2 separate regions of the Homo sapiens genome follow, and region 2 is linked to region 1. Evidence: read pairs that join two places in POLR2A ChIA-PET (ENCODE). Cell type or tissue: endothelial cell of umbilical vein. All regions are shown on one strand. Each heading gives the region's core, and the rest is flanking DNA. Links, peaks and the distances in the headings are about the cores only.

Evidence for each region. ChIA-PET counts read pairs that join two places held together with the same protein. Peaks named below come from ENCODE experiments on the same cell type or tissue, not always from the same donor. Only the 100,000 strongest peaks of a DNase experiment are listed, where the experiment ranks them.
Region 2: POLR2A ChIA-PET joins it to region 1 with 9 read pairs; 3 of 35 experiments call an interaction of 5 or more read pairs at or near these places.

The regions. Positions count from the first base shown.
Region 1 is chr3:129,447,345-129,451,730 of GRCh38, reverse strand. It overlaps IFT122 (intraflagellar transport 122), which reads right to left. Exons shown (of 30, transcript NM_052989.3): 2 at 1,794-1,860. Among named protein-coding and RNA genes, the nearest start is that of IFT122, 9.3 kb to the right of the region's middle. RefSeq lists enhancers at 1,629-2,345, 3,091-3,385. In endothelial cell of umbilical vein, for the core only: no CTCF peak of the experiment used is centred there; DNase peaks (open chromatin) are centred at 1,360 and 1,970; H3K27ac peaks cover 1,915 bases.
Region 2 is chr3:129,252,397-129,256,782 of GRCh38, reverse strand. COPG1 (coat protein complex I subunit gamma 1) reads right to left here. Exons shown (of 24, transcript NM_016128.4): 4 at 4,089-4,160; 5 at 3,828-3,907; 6 at 2,040-2,115; 7 at 1,706-1,798; 8 at 629-715. Among named protein-coding and RNA genes, the nearest start is that of COPG1, 5.0 kb to the right of the region's middle. In endothelial cell of umbilical vein, for the core only: no CTCF peak of the experiment used is centred there; no DNase peak of the experiment used is centred there.

The DNA of each region.
Region 1 (4,386 bases), core at 130-4,129:
GGACCCAGGTCTATGTACTATGTGACCAGGAATATACTACCAATCCTTGAGAACCAAAGGTTCAATTACTCACTCCATGGAAATTCTTTATACTCATCCTTACCTGAATTTGGATATATGATTGATCAAGGCAGGCCCTCCTAAATAAAACTAGCCCATAAAAAGAGCCAGCTACAACATGATTAAATTTTAATGCCAGCTCTGCACTAAATCAACATAATAGATGTTTCATATTTGCTACCAAGAATTTGAAAGTCACAGAACTCTGGGCTTTCAAGTAGGAGGGAATGTTATAAAACCCAACTGTAGGCCAGGCATGGTAGCTCACTCCTGTCATCCCAACACTCTGGGAGGCTGAAGTGGGAGGATTGCTTGAAACCAGGAGTTCAAGACCAGCTTGGGCAACTAAGTGAAACCCCATCTCTACAAAAAATAAAAATAAATAAAAATAAAAAAAAATAAAAATTAGGTGGACGAGGTGGTGTGTGTCCACAGTCCTAGCTACTCGGGAGGCTGAGGTGGGAAGATCCCTTAAGCCCAGGAGTTTGAGGCTGCAGTGATCTATGACTGCACTACTGCACACCAGCTTGGGCAACAGAGCACAACCCTGTCTCTAAGAAATAAAATAAAACCCAGCTGTAATATGGATTTAGGTATTTGATAGCCATGTGACATCTATCACTATGTGGAGAGTTTAAAAACACACCATCTGGCCGGGCGCGGTGGCTCACCTCTGTAATCCCAGCACTTTGGGAGGCCGAGGTGGGTGGATTACGAGGTCAGGAGATCGAGACCATCCTGGCTAACACGGAGAAACCCCGTCTCTACTAAAAATACAAAAAATTAGCTGAGCGTAGCGGCAGGCGCCTGTAGTCCCAGCTACTCAGGAGGCTGAGGCAGGAGAATGGTGTGAACCCGGGAGGTGGAGCTTGCAGTAAGCCGAGATCGCGTCACTGCACTCCAGCCTGGGCGACAGAGCCAGACTCTGTCTCCAAAAAAAAAAAAAAAAAAAAAAAACACACACACACACACCATCTGAGAAATCAAGCGGAAACTTTCTGAAATGGTTAGAGTATTGGAAAAGATAACCTATGTAGAAAAACTAATAGAGTTTGGATTGTTTACACTGGAGAGAAGTCTGCAGAACAATTTAACCATGTTTTAAGATTATGTAGTTAACCATACAAAGAATGGAGATTAATCAGTCTGCGTATCTAGAGACAACAGAGAAGAGGAAGTAGACTTAGACAGAAAGAGAGATCATACAAAGGTTTTTTGGTCAAACATAAGGGGTTCTCTGAAAATTACTTTTATATACCTGGATAGGTTCCAGAGGGAGCTTATGTTATTTGAAAATATGAAAAATAGGACAACATCCATATGGAACTGTTTAGATAGGCCAATGCCTAAAAGTTGGGGTCAGGCTATCTGACTTTTCATGGACACAGCACCGTCAGTCCTGTTGCTTGAATTTTTCTGGGGGACAAAATGTAAACTGACACCAGTCCAGTTTCAAAGGCATTGTGATTGTTTTCAACTCTTTCATGGGTGTCTCAAAGTAAAAAGGGAAAGATGAATGACCCCAAAGGTGGTATTGTTCACAGGTTCTTATCTGATAGTTTACTTGCCCGTTTTAAATAGCCCATTTCCATCCCTATTAAAAAGTAATAGGGAAGGTTTTTCCACCCTTGCCTTTTTAATCTCAAAAAAAAAAAAAAAGGGTCAAATTTCAGAGTACTCACAAGAGGGAGGTTAGGGAAGCACTTTAAGAGGAAACTAAGACAAAATCCTACCAGTAATCTGCTTCCGGCAGCCAAAATCAGTTGAGTTCCATCAGGCTTAAATGCGATGTCATTTATACTGAACAGAAGACAAGGGAAAAAGACAATTAGGAACCAAAATGATGAAGTCTGCTAATGGCCAGGAAAGTAAACTTTATTGCCATTAAGAAACACTGTGTGTGTACTGAGGAGAAAAAGAATAACTACGAATTGCATTTGTTGCAAATTCCATTCAACCGCCACACCACAGCAGCCCATTCAATCATGATCCACTCAGTAGTTAGCTCTTTGTCCTGATTTCCTCTTGTCCAGAAGCCAGACACAAGAAATTATTCAAAGGGTCAACTGTTGAGGGTATTAACTCTTCTAATAATATCATAAAGGCTAGACAACATGAGAGAATGTGTTAAGGGCCAGTAAATCCACAGATACTTACTGAGTCCCTCTTAGGTGCCAGGCACCAACAGATATGAACAGATCATAATCCCTCCCTCCCCTCAGGGAAATTACTATCCAGTGAGAAGGTGTGAAACAGACACTTTCACAAAGAACTACCATATGTCATCAATTCTAAAGCTTACATTTTTTTTTCACATTTTCTCACCTCTAAGGTTGTGTCTTATAATTGATGATGTTTCAGTGTAACTGGCAGCATTTTTTGCTTTCTTATTGATACACAAAACAATGGTATTTTATAATCAATGACCTATTAGATTGGATGAAATACAGAACAGTACTCTGATAAAGGCTTTAAGAGACACATGAAAACAGGATTCGAAGGAGGAAGACGCAGTGATACAGGAGCTAGAAAGAAATTATTTAGCCAGATAGTGAAGGTAAAAGAGTCTTCGGCAGAACTTCCCTTTTAATAAAAAGCAGCCCAAGAAATTATTTTTTTCTAACAAAGAGCAGCCTGAAAAATCGAGCTGCAAACATAGATAGGCAAGCTGAGGCCTGGCGCAGCGGCTCATGCCTGTAATCCCAGCACTCTGGGAGGCCAAGGCAGGAGGAAGACTTGAGGTCAGGAGTTCGAGACCAGCCTGGCCAACATAGTGAAACCTTGTCTCTACCAAAAATACAAAAATTAGCTGGGCATGGTGGTGGGTGGTGAGCGCCTGTAATCCCAGCTACTCGAGAGGCTGAGGCAGGAGAATCACTAGAACCTGGGAGGCAGAGGTTGCAGTGAGCCAAGATCATGCCACTGCACTCCAGTCTGGGCGACGGAGGAAGACTCCGTCTCAAAAAAAAAAAATAAATAAATAAATAAAAAGGCAAGCTGGAAGCTTGCACTGGTGAATGCCGGCAGCTGTGCCAATAGAAAAAGGCTACCTGGGGGCCAAGTATGTTCAACATGGAGGTTCTGTCCTCCCTTTAATTTGTCACCACGTGTACAGTAAAGAAACGGGCAACATGGCGCTGGCCACGTAAATAACCCAACTGCATAATAAAAGATTAGGGTGGGGGTGGCCAGCTTTTCGCACCCAATGCAAATGACACACCTAGCCCTAACCAGTTTTTCGAAAGTTATGCAAATGAAACACCAATCCAATCAATCTTTTGTGCCCTATGTAAATCAGACACCACCTCCTCAAGCTTATCTATAAAACCTGCATTTCACCACAGAGGTGGCAACTCATTTTTTCGAGAACGCTGTCAGCTGCAGTGAGCTCTTCTCTTTCTTTCGCCTGTTAAACTTCTACTCGTAACCTCACTCTGGTGTGTCCGTATCCTAGTTTTCCATTGCTGTTGAGACAACAAATCTCGGATATTTACCCCAGACAATGACGCCGCTTCAACAGCATTTTAATTCAAGGAGAGGATCAGAAAAAGATTAATGAAGAAGATATTTGAAAAAGGTAGGGCTTTTGAAACATGGAGGAGGACACTGGGTAAAGGACATTTCAGGCAAAGAAAATAAAACAAGCAAAGACATGAAAGTGAGAAATAACAAGTGTAAAACAAAAATAAAATTGTAAGCCCCCCCAACCGTCTGAATGGACTTCCTCCTCAACCAGGGCTCTTTTAAAATTTAACCTGAGAGACTGTTTCAGGCCATGACGGGAAGTGGGCCTCTGACATGCCTCATTGTACCTCTCCGGCATTAATATCAACACAGACTTTAAGTATGATAAACATTTTAGGCTGGGTGCGGTGCTCATGCCTGTAATCCCAGCGTTTTGGGAGGCCGAGGCGGGCGGATCACGAGGTCAGGAGTTTGAGGCCAGCCTGACCAACATGGTGAAACCCTGTCTCAACTAAAAATACAAAAATTAGCCAGGTGTGGTGGCGGGCGCCTGTAATCCCAGCTACTAGGGAGGCTGAGGCAGGAGAATTGCTTGAACCCGGGAGACAGAGGTTGCAGTGAGCCGAGATTGCACCACTGCACTCCAGCCTGGGTGACAGCAAGACTCTGTTTTGCAGGGTGAGAAGAAACATTTTACAACCTATTCTTTCTGAAGCCTAGTACCCGAAGGCTTCCTCTGCAAATAAGAACATGGGTCTCCACAATCCTTTATCTTAACCCAGACATTCCTTTCTGTTGATCCCAGGTCTTTAAACAAACTCAGCCAATTGTCAGCCAGAAAATGTTTAAATTTACCTATAG
Region 2 (4,386 bases), core at 163-4,162, 190 kb after region 1:
GCTGGCCCTGAAGACAAGAATCGTGCAAAGGATGAGAAGACAGATGAGAGATAAAGGGAATACATAAACACACAGGGAGCGCCGATAGGCACTCATGACCCAGATGGGTCACATGTTACATGCATGATCTCAGCTCGTCCTTGCTGCTTTGTGAGGCAGTAACCTTCATTCGTATTTTACAGACAAGGAAACCAAGAGCCAGAGAGATAAAAGGAACGGCTGTCCTAGGTCACTGAGGAAGAGTAAAGTGGATGAAAGCCTCATCAAGATAATTCCACACATCATAACAAAGCCAGGCTGGCAAAGGCCTAAATTTAGGCGGCCCTCTGCCTGCCTTGGCCAAGTTTGCCACATCATATGCTCCAAAACAATACTCAGCTGGTTATCAAAATACTTGAATATTTCAGCACCAGCTGGTAAGCAGTCTGTAACCCAAGCGCCCCAAGTGGTACCCTGGATTCTCTAACCCAGGACCTCCTAATTCCTCCCATGATCCAATGACGAAAGGATTAAAGCCTGCTATGGCCAGGGGTCACAAGGATCTCGGTGGCAAGTGTCCATGCCAACTGGCCAGTGCCTTACCACCTGCCTGAGTGTTTTAAATATCACTCCCTTGCTCACATCTCACCTGGACCATGATGTTATCACTGGATGCTGCCTCCTGAGCCTCATTCACCCAGCGCTTGACCACGTCAAAGCTGCACTTCAGCAGGTGCTGTGGGCAACAGGACACATTAAGGGGCAGGTAGGAAGTGTCCCCATCACACATTCTGGGCCCAGTTCTGGTCTTCCCTCAGACACAGCTCAGGGGCTCGCCACTGTCCTGGTCCTCAGAGACCATGGACAAACTCAGGATGCTCCCACCCTCAATGTCCCTCCCCAAGGCATGGGTCAACACCATCCACCCACGACTCTCTTCAATCACCCCAGAGTTTCTTGGCTGTCTTCACTGAGAAGGGTGGGACTCTCAGGCTTACAGATACAGAAATACTTTATTTTGGCCAGGTGCGGTGGCTCACGCTTTGTAATCCCAGCACTTTGGGAGGCCGAGGCGGGTGGATCACTTGAAGTCAGGAGCTCAAGACCAGCCTGACCAACATGGTGAAACTACGTCTCTACCAAAAATACAAAAATCAGTTGGGCGTGGTGGTGCACACCTGCAATCTCAGCTACTCAGGTGGCTGAGGCATGTGAATCGCTTGAGCCAGGGAGGCAGAGGTTGCAGTGAGCTGAAATCGAGCCATTGCACTCCAGCCTGGGCAACAGAGTGAGACTCTGTCTCAAAAAAAAAAAAAGAAGAAAGAGAGGCCAGGCACAGTGGCTCACGCCTGCAATCCCAGCACTTTGGGAGGCCGAGGCGGGTAGATCATGAGGTCTGTAGTTCAAGACCAGCCTGGCCAAGATGATGAAACCCTGTCTCTACTAAAAACACAAAAATTAGCTGGGCACAGTGGCAGACGCCTGTAATCCCAGCTACTCAAGAGGCTGAGGCAAGAAAATCACTTGAACCCCGGCGGCAGAGGTTGCAGTGAGCCGAGATCGTGGCGCTGCACTCTAGCCTGGGTGACAGAGTGAGACTCCGTCTCAATCAAAAAAAAAAAAAGAAAGAAAGAAACACTTTCTTTTTTCCTACTGGAATGTGACTCTTAAATTTTCTTCAATTTTCTACCCCACCCCCAGCAGGGCTCCAGCAGCAACTACACACCAAGGAAGACACGAGGGCAGAGCTGGAGACACTGGGCACCTTGTCCACAATGGCTTGTTTCATGTAGCGCTCAATAGCCTGCAGCATGGTGCTCTGTGGGCAAAAGGAGCAGGGTGGAAGGAGATCCAGTCAGTCCTTGGCAGCTCTCAGGAGTGCAGGAATGGGGGCAGAGATGAGTATGAGGAGGAAGTAAGCGTTTCTCATGTGCTCCTGCACACTGCCTCCACCCCACATCACCTGGCTCAGTGATAGGGGACACCCCAAAGAATGCAAAAGATGATGCCGAGGCCTCAATCAAGAGGCCAGGAAGCAGGGAGGAACCGGCACGACTCACATCAGTGATCTGGCAGAGGGCTCGCACGGCCGGGCCCCGGTAGTTGTCTTCTTTCCCAGTCATGTCTTTTGTTAGGCTGCAGGGAAGAAGGCATTGTCAGCATGCAGAGAGCCTGGGCCTGTTTACTCCTCTCCAGCTCCCAACACCACCCTTGCCCAGATTACTACACGAGCCTCCTAACCAGTGCTCTCCCTCTATTCCTGCCCCTCCAAGCCTAACTCCACACAGCTGCTGGAGGGAGTTTCATAAGACTCAAAACCAAACAGGTCATCCCCCTGCTTTTGCTAAAAAGTTTCCATAGCTTCCTACTGCCAGTGACCTGAATGTAACTCCTTGAACTTCCCTAACTGGCTATGCTCACTCCTCTCCAGCCTTTGCATGTGCTGTTTCCTCAGCCTGTAGCATTCCTCACCCCTCACCTCCACTCTGTCCTACTCTTTTTTTTTTTGAGACAGAGTCTCGCTTTGTCGCCCAGGCTGGAGCGCAATGGGGTGCGATCTTGGCTCATTGCAACCTCTACATCCCGAGCTCAAGCTCTACTGCCTCAGCCTCCCCAGCAGCTGGGACTACAGGCACATGCCACCATACCCGGCTAATTTTTGTATTTTTAGTAGAGAGGGGGTTTCACTATGTTGGCCAGGCTGGTCTTGAACTCCCGACCTTGTGATCCACCCGCCTCGGCCTCCCAAACTGCTGGGATTACAGGCATGAGCCATCACTCCTGGCTTTTTTTTTTTTTTTTTGAGACGCAGTCTCGTTCTGTCACCCAGGCTGGAGTGTAAGTGGCATGATCTCAGCTCACTGCAACCTCCACCTCCCCAGTTCAAGCAATTCTCCTGCCTCAGCCTCCCCAGTAGCTGGGATTATAGGTGTGCGCCACCACACCTGGCTAATTTTTGTATTTTTAGTAGAAACGGGGTTTCACCATGTTGGCCAGGATGGTCTCAAACTCCTGACCTCAAGTGATCCACCCATCGCAGTCTGTGGATTACATTGTGGATACAGTGCTGGGATTACAGGCATGAGCCACTGCGCCTGTCCTGTCCTACTATTTCTTACTCATCCTTCAGGACTCCACTTAGATCATTCCTCTGGGAGGACTTTCGTAATTCTAATCAAGCTGGATGCTCTTCTGGTCTGCTCTCATAGCCCATAATACTTCCGTGATAAACTATATTACACCCTACCTTAATGGCCTGATGCCTGGTTATTTCTCTGTAAATTCTGGGGCTACAGAGGCCATGTCTATCTTTTTTGTTGCTATATCCCCAGAGCTACACACAGGGACTGACAGACAATATTTTCTAACTGAACCTACAAATCAATGTATGACCCCCACAACCTTAAACTGTGGCAGGAAGAAATAAGAGAACTGAGCCCCAGTTCTTAAGGGCAGTGATTACACTTTAGTCACATCTGTCCCTGAATTGCTTAGCTTAAAGCAGACACCAGTCACTTAGTAAGCAGTATACCGCTTGTACTCTCTTGTTTATTTTTCTTGTGTTCTCTCTTTATACTCAAGAAAGTCTTTGGGAAAGTTCTAAGCTGGTTTGGTTGACTAAGAGAAATCAAGAAAAGGAAGCATTTGTGTCCAAGTCAAGGTCAGAGAATTAAAATAGAAACAGCACACCTGGAGGCTGCCATGGGGTGGGCAGTGGTAACAGGGAAGCTGCCACGGGGTGGGCAGCTGGCAATATGCAACCAAGTCTCACTGTCTGGTACACACAAGAAAAAAATGGTCTGTCAATGGAACCCATCAGAAGAGCCACCCACAACCCCATGACTTGCCTGCTGGTGACAATGATGACATCCTCTGCAATGCAAGACATCTCCTTGATGGTCAAGTAGCACATCCGACGGAGTGTGGGCTGGGAGATAGGTGGGAAAAGCCCTATCAGCCCGGGCTCACCAAGGGCCAGAGTTGGGAGAAGATACCTCCTGTCTCCACAAAGGCAGCCCACACTGACTGGTGGGGCCAGCTCTCTTTGGCCCTCCCACCACCTTGTTACAGCTGCCACCTCTCAAGGAAAGCTGGGTTGAGGCACTTACATCATTGGACTGAAAGAGCTTGGTCATGGCAAAGAAGGCCTCGGTCGCTTCCGTGGTCCCCAGGTGCTCCCCCTGTGTTAATCAAGAAAGAAGTCTCAGCTTGGGACAGAGGGTCAGACAGCAGTTCTTTCAGGATCAGCCCACACCAGATCCCCAGACCCTAAAGAGGCTCAAGGGCAACATATGAGACTTGGATGCTGAGGGGACCCAGAGCTGAGCTGTTGTCTACAGCCACACAGAGGCTGTCCAATAGCCTAAGAGTGATCATGATTTGTCCACTCCCCTCCAATCCCCCAGC